2 separate regions of the Homo sapiens genome follow, and region 2 is linked to region 1. Evidence: chromatin loops called from intact Hi-C (ENCODE). Cell type or tissue: dorsolateral prefrontal cortex. All regions are shown on one strand. Each heading gives the region's core, and the rest is flanking DNA. Links, peaks and the distances in the headings are about the cores only. Region 1 has its middle 160 kb from the start of GACAT2. Region 2 overlaps MTCL1 (microtubule crosslinking factor 1).

Region 1 (9,489 bases), core at 867-8,866:
ATGGAGGGGTTCATGTGCAAGGACGTGGGTGATCTCCCAGCTAACGGCCAGCAAGGAAACCAGGACTGCAGTCTCACAACCAAAAAGAATTGAATTCTGCCAACAACAAGAATGAGCTTGGAAGTGGATTTTCCCCCAAAGTCTCCAGAGGACTTTGCCCCCTGAGCAGCGAAGCCAGCCATGCTGTGCAGAACTTCCGACCTACAGAACTCTGTGCTAACAAATGAGTGTTGTTTTAGGCTGCTAAGTTTGTGGTAGTTTGTTACACAGCAATCAAAAATTAATGTAGAGGGGGGAAAAGAAACAGGAGGAGCTCAGATAAGCTCCTCCCCACCACCACAAGCTGCATTTAAGTGGATAGCATCAGCTCCAGGTAGAAATCCAGGAAGGTGTGTTCTGAATGTGATTAAAATGGAAAACTCACTGCATTTGATTAAATTTATCTGAGGCTGGGTTGAGTTTTCAAACTAAAGACAGAATGAGGGGCTCAAGTTAAAAATTGGTAAAATGAAGTTACATTTTTGTGCTTTTGAATCTATGACTTGTGAAATTTATACTCACTGTTATTGGTTGCTTAAAGTGGTTAAGAATTTTGCTTTGTTGCGGACGATTTATGTGCATTTTCCCTTGTGCCTGGATCTTCATTGGAACATGGATTAAAAGACTCGAAGGGAAACATCTACCAATTATAACACATGAAACTTTATATAAGTTTTTGGATCCCGATCCAAAAAATCTGTCAGGAAAACAAATTATGTGGTAATGGACAAATTTGAACCTGGTTGAATATTTTATAATGTTAAGGAATTATACACACACACACACACTGACACACACACAGATATGGATATATACATATACAGTGAAAGGCTTGTAGGTGAAACAATGTAATGTCTGTGATTTGCTTCCAAATAATCAGAGGTGGAGGTGGGGGATTGGTGGGTTTATAGATGAAATGACCACGAGTTGATGATTGTTGAGTCTGGGTTGGTGGGTTCCTGGAGGTACATTATATTTGTTCATTATGACAAATATGTATTTTTAAAATTTGGTATATTTGAAACTTTTCGCTAACAAAAAAAGAAGCCCATTTTGGTTTCTTTCTGATTTTGATTTCTGAAGCCACAGCCAGGCCATGCCCTGCTGGGCACTAGAGTCCCTCGGCAGGCCCCTCCTCACCAAGCAGGAGCTATTCAAGGCACAAAAGGCCCTGCCCTCAGCGACCTTCATTTCTGTCAAGGTTTCTTTGCAAAATTCCCACTGCTCTTCTTTTATATCATCTCTTTTCTATTTCTAAACTCCATTTTATGCTTTTTCTAATTATTCTCAAGAAAGAAGAAAATTGAAATCCACATATGTTGAGACTAAAGATTGCATTGCCGAAAGGGCATACAGAAATAGCCCAAAGAATAGAATTCTTTTCAAGGAAAGTAGCTGGGAAAGGACTTCTGCTTTATGTTTCTTTAAAATAAGGTTATTTAACATAGGTCTGAGGAAAGCATAGTGGGCCACATTTTGTTTTCCTGCTAATTGCATTTGAACTGAGAAACAAAAGTAAATAAAATGAAAAGTAAGCTCCTTGAAAATATAAATTTAATTTGTTAGACCCTATTGGATCAGGGCAAAGGAAAATCTTTATTATGTAGTTTATTTCCAGTTGATTAATTGTAAAATAGCTAAGGCTTAACCAGAAGCCTAAAACTCCTACATAACTGAAATATCTGTGTAAGATAGAGCCATTAGCAAGGAAGACCTTCTTAGTAATGAAAAAAGAGCAAGAACTGTCCCTTACAATAGCATCAAAAAGAATGGAATACTTGGGTATATATTTAACAAAAGAAGTACAAAACTTAAATGCTCTGAAGACTACAAAACATTATTAAAAGAAGTTAAACAAGACCTAAATAAATAGAAAGACACCTCATGTTCAAGAATCAGAATACCTAATATTGCTAAGATGGCAACACTCCCCAAAAAGATCTATAGAGTCATTTAGTGCAATCTCCATCAAAATTCCAGCTGGGTTCTTTGCAGACATTGATAAAATCATCCTAAAATTCATATGGAAATGCAAGAGACTCAGAATAGCCAAAATTATCTTGAAAGAGAAGAACAAAGTTGGAAGACTCAATTTCCTGGTATCAAAACTTACCATAAAGCAATAGTAATCAAGATACTGTGTTAGTAGCATAAGGAGTGATATACAGACCAATGGAATACAATTGAGAGTCCAGAAATAAATCTTCAAATTTTCAGTCAATTGAATTTCAACAAGGGTGCCTAGATAACTCAATGGGGAAAAGAATAGTCTTTTCAATAAATGGTTCTGGGACAGCTGGATATCCACATGTAAAAGAATTAAATGGATGTCCTACCTCACACCATATAAAAAAATTAACTCAAAATGGATCAAAGCCTAATTGTAAAAGCTAAAACTATGACACTTGTTAAAAACAATAGATGTAAATCTTCATGACCTTGGATTAGGCAATAGTTTCTTAGATATGGCACCTAAAGCACAAGTAGCCAAAGAAAATACAGACAAATTGGACTTCATAAAAATCAAAAACTTTTGTGGTTCAAAGGAGACCATCAAGAAAGTCAAAAAAGGGCTGGGCACAGTGGTTCATGCCTGGGTCCCCACTACTCAGGAGGCTGAGGCAGGAGGATCACTTGAGTCCAGGAATTTGAGGCTGCAGTGAGCTATGGTTGTGCTACTGCACTCCAGCCTGGGCAACAGAGCAAGGCCCTGTCTCAAAAAAAAAAAAAAAAAAAAAAAAAAAGACAACCCATAGAATGGGAGAAAATATTTGCAAATTGATATCTAGAATATACAAATAACTGTTAAATATCTAGAATATACAAATAATTATAATACGACATACAACCCAATTAAAAATGGGCAATGGATCTGAATAGACATACTCCAAAGAAAATATGCAAATGAACAATAAACACATAAAAAGATGCTCAATATCATTAGCCATCAGAGAAATGCAATCAAAAGCACAATGAGATAAAACTTCACACACTAGGATAGCTATAAGCACAAAGACATATAATAAAATGTGTTGGCTAGGATAAAGAGAACTGGAGTCTTCATATATCATTAGTGGGAATCTAAAATGGTGCAGCCTCTGTGGAAAACAGATTGGCAGTTCCTCAAATTGTCAAATATAGAATTACCATATGGTCTAGCTATTCTACTCCTAGGAAAATACCCAAGAGAAATGAAGACATATGTCTACATAAAAACTTGTAGATGAATGTTCACAGTAGCATTATTCATAGCCTTGGGGCTAGATGACTACTTACAAGATGGCTCACTTGCAGGACTGGCACATTGGTGGTGGCTGTTGGCTGGGAGCCCAGCTGGGGCCATGGGCCTGAGGACCTGGGTCTCCTCTCCGTGGACCTCTCCATGAGCTGTTGAGCTTCCTCCCAGCAGGATGACTGGGCTCTGAGAAGGAGGAGCACCCCAGGAGACAGCAAGTAGAAGCTGCTGGTTTCTTAAGGTCTGCATCCAGAAGCTGGTACCATAACTTCTGTTGTACTTTATTGGGTAAAGCAGTCACAGAGCCCAGATTCAAGGGCAATGGACCCCAACTCTTGATGGAAGGAGTGTTAAAATTTTGATAACATGTTTTATAACTTTCGCACCCCATGGTGATTTTCAGAGCTGGGATTGAATCTAGTTATGTCTGACTTTAGAGTTCAAAATCTTAATTCTGCTTTGCATTTTAAGTAGGAGGGGTGAGAGACCCTGGGATGGAAAAATGGACAGGCTATTTCAAATAGAATTAGTTGGTATTGAAAGGGGTGCTTGTTATGGCTACGCTACCCTGCTCATAAACCAGATCATTTTGAAAAAAGTGCTTGCAGTATTTATGGCAAATTTCAATGATGTCACTTTAATGCTGAGTTTCTGGAGGTGGGAAGGCTGCTTATATCAGAGATGAGGCTATTAAAGAACAAACAGGAGATGGGCTTGTTTTCCTTTTAGCAACAGATCTGTGGCTAGGAGTCACCATTAGTGGAAAGAGCTCTGTCTTTGCCTTGGTTCAGGCAGAGAAGAGCATTCTCTTTACTGTGGACATGCCTTAACTCAACACCGTGTAACTCAGCAGGGCTTTAATACTTGGGCTACAATTAAGCCACTCAAAACCCCATTATTCCACCTGACAGATGGGCATGTGTCAGCATGATTCAAACTTGGTAGCACATCAAAACGGGGAGTCAGGGCTTCATTCAGCGGTTGGTGTTAAGCTGCAAATAGAATCCAGCCTCTTTTTTTATTCTATTCTGTTAGTGTTTCCAAAAGTTGCTGCCCACAGGATGGGGAAATTCCAGCCACCGCCCACATTTGGTTTAGAGATCTTGGATTTTGATACCGTAGAGATGAAGATGTGCATAAGTCACAGCTGCTAAAAGATGGGTCTAAGTGAATACAACATGGCAAATAGGATCTTGTTGCGTGGATAATAAGAGATTTTCCTGAGTGAACCTGTGTGGAGGGACTGGAGCCTCACCATGGAAGTGACCTAGTGAGTAGGTCCAGGGATGCATTGTCTTCCAATGGTACCCATTAATAAGGAGAACATAGCCACCTTTGCTAACCATAAAGCTTATTTTCTAGAATAAGACATCCTTACTGGGATTTCCAAGAGCCGTGATCCTGGAACCACACTGGGATGACCCCCTCCCAGTGCAGCACGACACAGGCTGTATCTATCCAAATGCTTCCTCCAGGTCCTCATCCTTGGAGTGGTCCAGCTTAAAGTGCTCTGTGAAGATAATTCGCAGAGTGGCTGCAGTCTTTGGGAGAAGGATGACGGTCTACAGACAGTTCTGTTACAGGAATAACCAAGAAAACTACTTTATGGGATGACTGGCAAGGGGTTGTGTCCCTAGGATTAGGAAGGATGAGGAATCTGGCATAGGACAGAACGGTCTGTCAGATGGCCCTGTGACAAGGTTTTTCCTTTTACTGTGCCCTGTTCTGAGTGACCAGGGAACTACCAAGGAATATTCCCAGAGTCTGTACCTGGCAGAGCTGATGGTGCAGTTCGCTGCAGACTTGCACAGGCTGGAACTCTTCCACCTCTAATGGACCAGACACCATTAGCACCATTGATCTCTGGCCAGGATGCAGACTGAACCCCTCCCTGGCTGATTTATGAGAAAGGTACCGAGACAAGAGCATCGACAGACTGGCTCCTGGGGTGTGGTCCAGGCTGTGGCTGGAATCCTTTCAACACCAGCCTTCCATCAGGAGCGGAGACCTCAGAAGTGAAGAAGAAGAAAAAAGCAGAGAAGTCGAGGCCGACAATTTGTCATCAGTTGGTAGTCTGAAGCAGCATAGGTAGAAAAAGCAGCCTGGAGGTTTAGGAGGACAAAGCTGGTAGAATGAGGACCATCAGAAGAGCAAAGGTTTAGGTGAGCAGTTTATCTGGAGAAGTCAGGGTCAAGAGTAAAAGCTTAAAGGCATCTGGTGGCCTCTGCCTTCCCACTCCTTGCAGATGGGGACTTGCCTGTCATTTTCAGATCCAGCTCTGAAGAATTCCTGCATCAGTCCTCACTGAGAAGACAGCATTTTAGCAGTAAGCTCAGCCTCTGACCCAGGGGATTTAGAATTGTCAGTGTTCTGGGATATAGAGGCCTGGTCACAGTGGGCAGACTCCCTCTTCTCTCTCAGGTATGATTCTCCTTTGCTGTAGTCCTGGGTCCTGCTCTGCTGGCCCGAGCCCCAAAATAGGTATGCTCTGTGCTGCCAAATTGGCCTTGTATGTGACTTTGTGCCTTCCGTCTAACCTTCTGTCTGATTATGCTACCCAAGGCTTCTGAATCCTACCCTATGGGGGCTTGTAACCTGCTGCCTCCCATCAGCCTCCCATCTCCAGGCATTCATAGATCCCTGGGGGCCCTGTGGTGGTAAGAGGTATGTGCTGACTGTTACCCCCTCTGCCTGGCTGGCAGCTGGATTGCAGCCTGCAAGATCCTGAGCTGAGGACCCAGTCTGCTGTGACCAGGCCTTTATATCCCAGATCACTGACTTAATTCTAAATCCCCCAAGTCAGAGGCTGAGATTGTTGCTGAAATGCTGTCTGCTCAGCAAGGACTGATGTGGGAACTCTGCCAGGCTGGATCTGAAGGTGACAGGCAAGCCCCACCTTCCATAGACTCCCAACCCTTGGACACTGTGAGATAATAAACACAGGTTGTTGTAAGCTGGTAAATATCTGATAATTTGTTATCCAGCAATAGAAAAAGAGCCACCATATTCGAGCTTTCTGCTGCCTCCTCTGGCCAGGCTGTCTTGTTTGTATGTGACCTGGTCCCCCCAGTGTCATGTTCTATCCTCCCAGGGCAGAATGTCCTTCCAGCAGCTGCTCTGGAGTCTGGCTGGCGGGACTTGCGTGCCTCAGTGGGTGAGCTCTGCTTCAGACGGAGGACCCTGCTTCCCAGGCTGCCTTCCCCTCTGTTTGGGCTGAGATGAGACCCAGAGCATGACAATGTCCTCAGAGGAATGTAGCAACTCATCCCCTAGTGGTTTCAGGAACACAATAGTAGATCATGCTTAGATCTCCAAGCCTCCTGCTGGTATTGCTCTTGCCACCCAAGTTCTAAACGGATTGAGAAAAGACAAAGGAGTTGGCAGACAGAGACCAACCTAGCACCTTTCCTACTGATGAGGATGGTATGTGAGGAAGAGGGTTAGATCTATAGGCATGGGGGCATCCGATCACAACAGCCCAGCACCAGGCAGGCCCCAGCCCAGGCAGCAGGCACGGGGAATGTGGAGCAGAAGGTGGGCTTCCTCAGCGGGGCTACTCCCAAGCAGATGGAGACAGCAAGGGGCTGGATACACGAGGCTCTCCCTCATGGTGGAGGCCACTCCACTTTTGCTGAGCAGAAGTGAGGAAGACCAGACGTCACAATGGCCTGTTTGTTAAGATTGTTTCTGCACGGAAGAAAATACCAGGAGCAAAGAGGCATCTCCCCTGACATCCACTATTGGTAAAGGGGAGAAGCCTCAGATACATGATGAAGTCCTCTCTGGCTAACCTTGCAAAGCGGGGACAAACCATCCCACCCGCAGCTCAGCTGACAGGCTGGGCATGTTCAATTCCAATGAGAGTGGAGGCGAAGCCAAAATGGCAACAAAACACACCAGTAGATACACTTACTGAGCACATAGTTCTTAACCTAATTGAGCGGTTTGGTCAGAGATTTCCTGGTGAGGGGAATGTCTATTAGTTACACAGTACCAATTCTTTAAAAAAAAAGTTGTGGTAACATATATGTTATTTTATATGATATAAAATTTACTATTTAGCCATTTTAAATGTACAGTTTGGTGACAATAAATACATTCACACTCTTGTGCAAACATCACCACTATTCATCTCCAGAACTTTTTCATCTTCCCAAAGCAAAACTGTATCCATTACACACCAACTCCCCGTTCCTCCCTCTAGCTCCTGGTAACCACCAATCTACTTTCTGTCTCTATATGTAGATTGAGCTACTCATATGTCTGAGTCAGTTCAGGCTGCTATATAACAAAACTACTATAGATTAGGTAGCTTAAACAACATATATTTATTTTTCACAGTTTGGGATCTGCCCCCAGCCTGCATTCATATGGACCAAATACAGAGTAGACTTTCACAGGATTTAGGTTGTCTGGCCAGTACATGTGGTAAAAATTGCTCACTGTCAATATTACCCTCAGAACCCTTAAATCACCCCAAAATTACACTGAGTGACGCCGCTCAGTGAGTCAATCACCACCAGTTTCCCCACCTGCGTGGCAACTGCTGTTTTTTTCCCCCTTGAGTTGAGCATTGGATGCAGCGGTTGACTTGTGTTTAGAGGCCATTTTATATGAAAAATTTGAACCTGTATCAACAAAATCACCTTCAGGATGGCAAGATGCTCACCAGGTGGGCTGCCCTAGATGCTGAGACTGTCCTTGAGGACAGCAGAGCCCTAGCTCCACTCCCTGCTTGTGCCAAGGCACAGGCCCACTGGGTGCAAGAGGTAGGTGGCAGGTGCTGTGACGTGGTCTTTTCTCACTCTCTGCAGGTCAAAATGGGTTTAATTTGCATATTCCCTCTTAAAGGGCATATAATGTGGCTCCACTCTCAGCCACAGGCAGCTGGTGGCAGCTGGTTTTCCTCCTGGTTCCAGGGTCTTTCTTGGTCTACCTCTGCCTTGCTCCTCTTTGGCCCCATTGGCTGGGAGCACCTTTGCTTTCTGACCTCAATGTGGCTTTTGGTGTTGGCTCCACTCCTGGATTAACAGCTCCCAGTGATTTGGCTTCTGGATTGTTGGATCTCTTTAGCCCTTACGTTGTGGTCTTTTGTGGTGTGGTTTGCTTTGCGGTTAACTTTTCAGCTTGGACTGTTGGACTTTGGGGTTCAAGTTCAGAATGAAGTGTCTTGTCCCTACCTCAGAGTGTTCCAGGCCACCTCTTAGCAGGGGCCCTCTCCATTGGAGGGCCAGGTCACACACTGGAAAGCTCTCGTTCTTCTGGAATCTGCTTACTAGTTTGGTCCTGGTTATTGCTTCGAATTTCAGGTCTGCAAATGGGTTGCTCTTTCTCTGGGATATCCTGGTTCTGCCCGAGCAAGGAAGGAAGTTTTCCATATCACTTCTGAAACATCTTCTGGGATCTAGGTTGTTATGTGTACTCTGATGGAGTGTTGGAGCAGTGCATGAGGTTCATTTCCTGAACATCTCTGTGCGCCGTTGTTATGCTCCATGCTTTCCCTGCCCAGTGGAGGACGGCTTATCATCACAACCCCAGGAGGGTGGCGTTAACATCTCCCCACTGTGGTAAGTGGAAACAGATACAGATAGCTCAAGCAACTTGCCCAGGGGCTCACAGCTGGTGATCAGCAAATCCTGTTCTGCCTGATTCCAAAATTCATACCTTAACACTCCACCACAGAGTGCCCAGTGAAATCCTAAAAGTGGGTAAATCTTATCTTAGTTTCTTTCAGCATCTTTCATCCCTCTACACTCCATCCATGAAACCACAGTTCAATACGGTACCAGATGTTGTCCCGGGCTCTTGGGCAGAACCCTAAACTATAGTTTATTCCTTAATTTCCCCACTCATTCTCAAATAATTTGCCCTGAGGCCATCTCAGCAGGCTTGGCACTGGCCTGGGTAATTTATAGGGCAAAATGACTGCAATGTTAGTAGGAGTCCATGATTCCATACTCTTTCATTCTGTTAAAATATTTGCACTTTAATGAAACTCTAGCTCAGAGGACCAATGGTAGGAATTTGAAATGTGTGGTAGCCCTGGAATGGCAAATGTTTTTGGGTAGGTGTTGTGGCCTGAACCGTGTTCTCCCAAAATGTGTATGTTGAGGTCTTAATTCCCAGTACCTCAAAATGTGGCTATATTTGTATTTAAAGAGGTAATTAAGTTAAAACAGTTAGAGCACTAATCCAATATGACTGGTGTCCTATAA
Region 2 (9,489 bases), core at 597-8,596, 52 kb after region 1:
GGCTCTAGAGCCTGAGCTCTCAAGTACTGTCCTGTACCACCCAAGAAAGACCAGAGAAGACAGCGTGAAGGACAGAAGTGTGCCACAGGCATGGCTAGGTGCTGCAGAGATCTGGCAGGGAGCAAATGGGAAGAGGACAGTCATTCACAGACTCGAAGTTCAGAGGAAAATCAAGGATGAGGCGATCTGGAAATGCTGAATTGCCTGAGAAGAAATTTCATGTAGTAGAAACGGTATGTATTCATTTGGAGAATGATGAAAAAGTAAAACTGGAGGAAATTAAACTGGGGAGGAAAAAACTGGTGTGTAACTAACAACCACATCAACCACTATATATCTTCTTCAAGGACTACTGCCAGAAAATATTTTAATAAATTCTCTTAGTGGAGCTTTTAAATACAGTGTATAAAGCATCTCACAGCATACAAAAGAGAGTTTTCCCAGACTTTAAATGAGAAAAGAGAGGTTTCCATGGACCTTTCAAAAACCACTCAACACAAGCATTCCTTTGTATACATAACACAACAACAACTGGAAAGTCCTTACCATAAAACTCATACACATGTGACACAGCACGTCTAACTTCTTTGTTAATAATCAAAAATACCATGTTTATGAAATGAATAATAAAGCAGCCACTTCTTCAGAAGTGGCATAATTTTAAGTCATTTTGAAGAGAGTGGTAAAATAGACTGCATTGACAAAACAACATTTTAAGACCAAGACATTTTTATTCTAGTAATCTATTATTTTCATCAATCTTACTTACCTTTGAAGATTTCCTTTGTGATTTTCTTCTTCCTATAAAGAAGAAATAACTTCATCTGAATCGGTTAATTTTGGTTGTCCAGAAGCCCTGAATGTACTTAAGTGATTTGTTTGCTCTGCACCCCCAGGAAACCACCATTTAAAATGTGCACTGAGGCCAAGCTCTGGTTAGGAGTGCTACTGCCCTGAGGCCTTTAAAGTACAATCATCAAAGCGAGTCCACAGCATGATGAGGGGCTGGAGCTTCTGTAGTCCAGGGAGAAGCCCACATGAGTGAGAACAACTGGCTATAAACTTTGTCATGGAGGAGGTGGCTCTTCTGTGCTTCCTCAAAGGACCTCACTGACTACATGAATTTCAAAGCGGGATTTGTAACAACCTAAGTGTGAGAGTGAGACTGAGAGAGAGAGAGAGAGTGTGCATGTGTTATGTTAGAGAGAAAGATGGAAGGTGATAGAGTAACGTTAGTGGTCCCGATCTTGCTGTAGAAGTTGGCGTGACATCCTTAGACTCGGGCACTTGGTTGGTTTTAAACATTCCCATTTAGAATCAGAGGCAAAGTACAGTGCCTTCCCCTTTAAGAAGAATGATAGCTGTGTTTGTAGAGAACGGCATAAACACGAGGTTGTCTGCTGAGAAAACACTCTTGTGCTGATGTGGTTTTGAAGCAGCAAGACTCTGACTAACAGTAAGGGAAGCATATTTTTCAAGACAGTAAATAGCAAGGGGTACCCTTCCCCTTAATGAGCATGCCCCTTGTCTCTGCCATGCAGGGTCCAGTGGGCTGGAACCCACGCACAGGCTCCTGACCCCACCCCACGTTACCTCTACTATGTAATCGGACTGTATAAGATTGCCAATAGATCAGACAGGGTGGGACTGTGGCAATGTCCTATCAACCTGGTACACATTGCTGAGGATAAGGCATTTGACCTTACTGATGTGGGTGAAATATAATTTCTGCATACTTCAATAACACTATTTGATATGAACTCTTCTAAGTCTTGAGTGTTTAGGAGACCAAATGATAGGTGCAGCAACTGTTGAACTGCTTCACAGGTAATGAGTCCTAGAATCAACTTTTTTTTTTTGGATGGAGTCTTGCTCTGTCGCCCAGGCTGGAGTGCAGTGGCGCGATCTTGGCTCACTACAAGCTCCGCCTCCTGGGTTCACGCCATTCTCCTGCCTCAGTCTCCCAAGTAGCTGGGACTACAGGCACCCGCCACCACGCCTGGCTAATTTTTTTGTATTTTTAGTAGAGACAGGGTTTCACCGTGTTAGCCAGGATGGTCTCGATCTCCTGACCTCGTGATCCGCCCACCTCGGCCTCCCAAAGTGCTGGGATTACAGGCATGAGCCACCACATCCGGCCCTAGAACAACTTTTAAAACAAGGTTTTAAAAATATTAAAACCAGAAAAACATAACTAACGCTGTGCCATGGAAATGTCTACAGCTTAGCTCACCCATTTGGTGGTCTAATTTATGTAAGGTTTCTAAGTGTTGGATTTTTTTCCCTTTGCCCAGAATATTTTTGGTTATTAGTTTTCTAGACTCAGAAGACTGTACTATTATTTCAAGAAAAGTTGAGGCTGGGTGTGGTAGCTCATACCTGTAATCCCGGCACTTTGGGAAGCCAAGGCAGACAGATCACTTGAGCCCAGGAGTTCGAGACCAGCTTGGGCAACATAGGGAGACCCTGTCTCTACTTAAAAAATAAAACAAAATAAATTAGCCAGGCATGGTAGCATGTGCCTGTGGTCCCAGCTACTCAGGAGGCTGAGGGGGAAGGATCAATTGAGCCTAGGAGGTCACGGCTGTGGTGAGTCGTTATCAGACACTCCACTCCACCCTGGGCAAGAGAGTGAGACCTCCATCTCCAAAAAAATCAAAAGAAAAAAGAAAAAGTTGAGCATATACACTTCCCAGAATTATTTACTTCCTCTTGTGTGTTTTATGGGACACACTTATTTGTGAGACCTTCCTTTTGTATAGGACTCTAGTCCAGTATTTCTAAACCTGAAACAAGGGGGCAAAGTTAAACTGACAGCAGAGCATGCTAATTTAGGGTGAAGCAAAACCCTTGGTGTTGTGAAGATTTCATTTTTACTCAATTCGGAGGTTGCTGTATGCAAAAGTGCTAGAGCCTGCCAGGAGAGGAATCTGGCAGATGCCTCTTAGGTTTCATGACGGCTCCCTCATTCCACAGTGGTTAACTAGGATGGACAAAACCTGGCTGACCTCAGGGAGGCGGTTCCTGAACTCCCTCTCGGGCCTGTGGGCTGGTGGCTCTTCTGGCTCGTCATCCAGGGACAAGGCATCCAGGTAGAGATTCTCACTGGCCGAGCACCTGTCCGACTCCTTCAGCTTGGACAGCGGCCGGTCTTCAAACGGGATGGAGTCAGCATCTGCACAAGGCCACATGGCCACTGGACGGGGCATGCGGAGGCTTCCCTGGTGGGGAAAGGGGCGAACGTTGCCGTCTTTTTGATCACAGAGGAAACTGCCACCTCTCCGGGGACTGTTCTCTTTCTGCAACTTGAGAATTTTAAAAATGAAAATAATTAGCCTCACTTTTCTGTCTGATGGTCTCCCTAAGAACATCGTTTCTCCACAATTTGCAATTACACATAGGTCAGTTTGAAAAATATTGTGAGAAGCAAATGTTCTTAAAGTTCTGATCTTAATTTCAAAATGTAACACAACATTACAGATGCTTTACAAAACCCACAATTTTATCTGGCCCAGAAAATCTGCATTAACCACGTACGAGTATGGTGAACTCTTTCTGACACCAATATATGTGTTATTGTACATAACTCTGAGTGTTGTGCTCATGGGAAATTTTACATTTATTACTATTTTTTAATCTAATACTGTTAAAGAACATGTTTAAAACTCTCTTTGGAACTTCCTTCAGAAGTGAAGACATACTCAGTGGAATACTATCAGTGATAGCAAACTTCTGAGTGTGAATCTGATTTTCCTAACTAGCCCCAGGGCATGTGGAACAGGTCCTATCAGTAATTCAAGTGAGCAAACTTGAGTTTGTAACCATTTGGTGTTAAACATAACTTACACTTTATTTGAGAGGATACAAACTTAGCTATAACGCAAGTAAAGATCTGGTATGACTGAGTGAAGAAAAAAAAAAAGCCACATTACGTTAGAGTCATACTTTTTTCCCTGACTTGGTTGAACTCAAGAAGCGGTAGTGGGCAAGCACAGGGCCACCTGGAGTTAGAAGACCTGAGTTGGAACCATTAACGTGTGGCTTGCTGGTTTGCAGGCAGGTGCAAGTTCCCGACTCTCCTGAGCTCAGTTTCCTTATCTGTAAGATGGGTTGTGCACGTGGGCTCACCGGAGTCATGCCGTCTAGTGGGAGCCCAGCCCACATAAGGGCATTATGCCTTTCTGGGCTGTTTTGCGGCACTAGATGGAGATTTCGTGGAGGTGGCTCAGGAAGGGAGCCCATATGAAATCACAAGGAACTGCTGAGGCAGGCAGGCAAATGGCTTGCAGGGCGCACGGCCTCCCTCCCCAGAGGAGCCCTCACCAGCTTCCACTCCATTCTTCTGATCCCTCCTCATTGCTTCCCTTTCTAAAACAGCCACAGAAAGCACAACTGAGACCTGAAGCTATTTCCGCCTATGAATCTTTAATGGTGCCTTTATTGGATGACAAGCTCACACTACTGGATTGACTGCTCTTTTGAATAAGCAAAGTATCTGAACGATGAAAGTGACATTTGGATTTGACCTGAAGGAGTGGCCAAATAATGATTTGAAGTCCTCAAGTGCTGAGACCGTTCCAGGAAATTCTAAAACCTCCTTGAATGCAGATCAATTCATTTTTTTTTAAGCATCACTACAAACTGCATCTCTGTGTCCTAATTGGAGCATTCATCCACAAGTTGGACGTAAATATGGTTTCTGTATAGTCAGGAAGAAAGCCATATGAGACAGTAAAGACAAAAGGACGTTTGCTCATTGTTAGTGATTTCTAAGGTGGCAGAACAGAGATTTATCTTTACCTTTGAGAAAGATGGAGTCTGATTCAGCCAAAGCTGACACGTTAGCATCTGAGGCAGTTCACAGTCAAATTAGGGACCCAGCAAAACCTAAAAACTCTACGTTTTAGCTTTGCCCCTCTGCTCTCTCCTCCTCCACCTCCCTGATGATGACACAGTTCTTTGCAGTTGTCTTAAAGATGCTAACTGCTTTCTTTAAAAAAAAAAAAAAAAAAAAAGGGAAGGCTTTTTATATGTTCATTTAATGCATGTCGGCACAATTTAGTTTCAACACATGATCATCTCTAAGCTATTTTGGGCAAGAAATTAAAATGCAAGAATCCCATCTGAAGCTGCAAATGTGCACTGAGGGTGTGAGTGAAGGGGGAAAAGAATGACTAAAGAGGAGGGCTATGAACAAGCACCTTCTAACTCAGTAAAGTAGGATTTCAAAAATAAACCCAGGCAGCCAGGAGCAACTTGTACTCAAGCTGCTAAGTGTTAGGTTTCCTAAAATTGAACTGGAGTGGTTGTGGTGGAGATATCTGCTGCTAAGATGCCTCTGGGGTGTTGTAATAGAACGAGTCCTCAGAGAGGGAGGGTTTCCTATAGGAGTCATTTCAGCCAGCATCAGCACCTACTTGCAATCTTGCAGTAAAACAACTTTTAATGCAAGTCGAACATTTTAAAGATTTGTATTTTAATACAGGAAACAATAAACCCTCGAGAGTGTCACCTTCCCCAGACTGGTAGAAAGAAAAAAGGCCACTTTGTAACAGGTTTTAAAAGAATGGAGTTTTTAAAAGAATGGCAGCTGATTTAAGAAAGTTACTGGAAGGAGAATGAATGGATGACCCTTTTTGCTTGACAAGTACAGCAAATATAACAGCAAGTTTTACATCATCTGCATGTTAACTGGGAACTCAACAATTCTAAGGAGAAATGTAGTGTGACTCCATAAAAGTCTCCTACCCCCACCCCGCAATCAAACTTGGATTGAGACAAGAGACGCTGATAAGAGAGATAAAATGTGTTATATGACCTTAGCCACATTCCCACAGTCATACATCACATAACATGCCTCATGTGGTGCAGAAATTATGTAGGAATTTAATGACAGCGGACAAGTATGAAGCATGTGTTCTGAAAGTGGAAAATGGATTTAGTGTTACTGCTTTCACCATCTGTATTAGGTTATCACAGTCAAGGTTATATTATATGGCTTACCAAGTAGTCAAATGTTGAGAGTATACATTGTGAAGAATGTTCAGTTACATCTCTCATTTATCTACGGAGTATGTAGCTAAAAGTTAAATGAACAAGCAACCCAATAACTGATAAATGAACAAAATCTATATACACCCATACACACTTGAACCAACATCCTCTTTTCAGGAAGTCTGGTGAATGCCTATAATTGCTTTACCTCAATTTCCGGATGGGGCACTGAGATTTAAGAAGTCTTCTTTAAAAATGTTTAATATTTTGGGGAAAAGGCCAGATTTATTTTTGAAAGCCACCATTGCATGTCTGAAGCATCAGTTCATTTGTAACCAATCCTCTTCTAAAAACAGCAATGACATCATTGTACAAAGACTGTGGGATCCATCACACAGATTTCATGAACAGATGCATGCCCGAAACTCACGTGTTTCAGATCTATGATGCTCAAAGATGTCCACCTTGAGGACTGGGTTCTGAGGCTGTCAGTTTGGCCGAACTGTTTCAATACTGATAACCTGGAATTGGAGGTCAGCTCCTGACCACTATTACCTTTCCAAAATATAGTCTCAAAATGAGGCTGTGGTTCATCTTTAAGTCACTGACTTTTCTTTTTTTTTTTTTAATGTTAATGTTTTTTTTTTTAATTATTATTATACTTTAAGTTTTAGGGTACATGTGCACAATGTGCAGGTTAGTTGCATATGTATACATGTGCCATGCTGGTGTGCTGCACCCATTAACTCGTCATTTAGCATTAGGTATAACTCCTAATGCTATCCCCCACCTCCCCGCACCCCACAACAGTCCCCAGAGTGTGATGTTCCCCTTCCTGTGTCCATGTGATCTCACTGTTCAATTCCCACCTATGAGTGAGAATATGCGGTGTTCGGTTTTTTGTCCTTGCGACAGTACTGAGAATGATGATTTCCAATTTCATCCATGTCCCTACAAAGGACATGAACTCATCCTTTTTTATGGCTGCATAGTATTCCATGGTGTATATGTGCCACATTTTCTTAATCCAGTCTACCATTGTTGGACATTTGGGTTGGTTCCAAGTCTCTGCTATTGTGAATACTGCCGCAATAAACATACGTGTGCATGTGTCTTTATAGCAGCATGATTTATAATCCTTTCGGTATATACCCAGTAATGGGATGGCTGGGTCAAATGATATTTCTAGTTCTAGATCCCTGAGGAATCGCCACACTGACTTCCACAATGGTTGAACTAGTTTACAGTCCCACCAACAGTGTAAAAGTGTTCCTATTTCTCCACATCCTCTCCAGCACCTGTTGTTTCCTGTAAGTCACTGACTTTTCGAAAGTTGAGTATCACCACATGTATCTAATTTTTCCTTTACTAGAAATTCTTCATTCCCAAAAGTAAAAATAAAAACCTAAAAGACTTGCTTAATTTATATCCAAGGTGTGACTTCCCAAAGAAATGAAGCCTGTGACAAGTCCAACAAGCCACCATGGCTAACAGGCGAAGGGCACCCTAAAGGGGGCATGGCAGGGATCATGATGGCCTCACTGGGGTACAGGAGGGATGTAAAAAGTGAGTGGCCCTAGAGCACGGGCCAAGAATGAAGCTCCCTGGTGACAAGTTGCCTGGAGTTACTGTGACACCGGTCAACTAAGTTGGATATAATAAATTAGTGGCCATTTTCAAAGAATATATGCCACTTCTATCCCTAAAATTTCCACCTAACCATAGAGCAACGACATACACAGGAGATTTAATACAGGAGACTCTTCACAAGTGCTGCATTTCCAAGCCAGAAAGGAAATGGCCAGCATTCCTCTTGATAGGATTTGGGGAATATCAAAGATTAGTAAGGTGACTCATTTGTGTAAGTGGTCAAACCTACGAAGAGTTTCAGCTTTTCTATCTGCAGTGTACTTTCCTTCTTTTGTTTTTTGGAGACGGGGTCTCGGTCTGTCGCCCAGGCTGGAATGCAGTGGGGATCATAGCTCACCTGCGGTGTATTTTATTCTTCTTAGTGGTTTCCAAGCCAAAGCCTCTTGGTCTTTCTTACCATTTAGTTCATTCTGCCTCCCGCCCTATCCAACACATGCATACACTCACCTTTGTCATTGTACCTGCGTAACACAGGCACCATGTCTATGGATAATAGAGCACATTTGTCAAAAGGCTCTATGGGTATTTAAAATAGAGTAATGAGGTTATTTTTCCTGAGCTCAATTTCTTACTGATTAATACATTTCCTTGAGACCTCATAAATTTATAAGTGTGTGACTGGCTGAAATAAACAAAATATATACTATGTAAAAATCCAGCCAGGGAAGAATTCCAAATCTTCATCAATTTAATTTGTGTATCCCTCAGGAACTACTGCAACTATGCAAACTGTTCTAAGTCTGATGCAATGCAGAGAATGGTTATATTGGCAGAAAAATGACTACCCCCCTCCTCCCCAAATTCATCTGAGTTTCTGAATTGTTTGTTTAGCTGAAGATGATGAGCTACCAGCTACCTCTCTTGACAATGGTCCATCTAATCACAGCTCAGCAATATCCACAGCAGGAACACTCACCAGCAAACAGCCTGACTTTCAACTGAATTCAGCAATTTCTTTTCTAATGACAACAATTCCATTCAAGTTGGAGCAGTCACTGTGACCACATCTTTAGTGGCAAACTTAAAAGTTATAGTTTGTTTTCAATTGAATAAGACCTGAAATAACCTCCTCTTTCCAGTTTAGTCTTTAAATTCCTTTAAAAAGTTATCCCCCCGCTCCCACAAGCCCCACCCACCCTGCTCTGCCACTACCACATGTACACATAGGAGAGTTACCTATGAACTTTGCAAAGAAAAGATCTGTGTCATGGAGAGGCATGAGCCTTGGTCTCCAACACAAGCAATTCTAGAATTTCTCTCTCTTCCTTTGGAAGCCCATGCATCCTGATGCTGCAAGGACCATGAAGCAGCCTAGTGCTTTTGCTTTCTGGGTCCACTGAGCAGTCTACACTCTGTGCCTATGCTCCAGGGCCCCGGGGTGCCTCCTTACCTGCTCTATCCTCCACAAGAATTCCTTCTTCTGCCGCTCCCACTCCTGCCGATCTCTGTCCAGGCGGTCGAGAAGTTCCACCTTCTCCCGGTTCCAGTTCTTCTCGCTGTGATGGATCTGCCAGCGCAGGTCCATGACCAGGCTGTGACTGTCTGCCAGGAGCTTCTGGTGCACCTCTCTCTCCTTCTTCAAGGCCCCCTTGCTCTCAGCGGAGGAGCCTAGTTCTCCCAACTTGTTCTCAGTCTTCTCTTCCAGCTGTCAAGGAGAAGAGACTTAGGAATTCCCTCTCTGACAAGTCTTGCATTCAAGGATGAAGTCTCAGCACATTTACATGTGATCCCTGGAAACATGTTTAAACCAAGATTTGACCAATCCCACAGTATAAACAAATTTTATTTTTAAAGTCCTAATTAAGAGCGTTTGACACAGTCACAAAGAATGTTAAGCGGTGAGTA

What was found. Hi-C counts contacts between places; a loop is a spot of excess contacts. Peaks named below come from ENCODE experiments on the same cell type or tissue, not always from the same donor. Only the 100,000 strongest peaks of a DNase experiment are listed, where the experiment ranks them.
Region 2: it touches region 1 in a loop (8-fold over the local background); 3 of 110 quality-filtered maps call a loop at or near these places.

What each region holds. Positions count from the first base shown.
Region 1 is chr18:8,865,484-8,874,972 of GRCh38, reverse strand. No RefSeq gene overlaps it. Among named protein-coding and RNA genes, the nearest start is that of GACAT2, 160 kb to the right of the region's middle. In dorsolateral prefrontal cortex, for the core only: no CTCF peak of the experiment used is centred there; DNase peaks (open chromatin) are centred at 3,380 and 4,307; H3K27ac peaks cover 936 bases.
Region 2 is chr18:8,812,779-8,822,267 of GRCh38, reverse strand. MTCL1 (microtubule crosslinking factor 1) reads right to left here. Exons shown (of 15, transcript NM_001395333.1): 11 at 9,035-9,289; 12 at 3,009-3,305; 13 at 770-801. Among named protein-coding and RNA genes, the nearest start is that of GACAT2, 110 kb to the right of the region's middle. RefSeq lists an enhancer at 3,130-3,631. In dorsolateral prefrontal cortex, for the core only: no CTCF peak of the experiment used is centred there; no DNase peak of the experiment used is centred there; H3K27ac peaks cover 3,270 bases.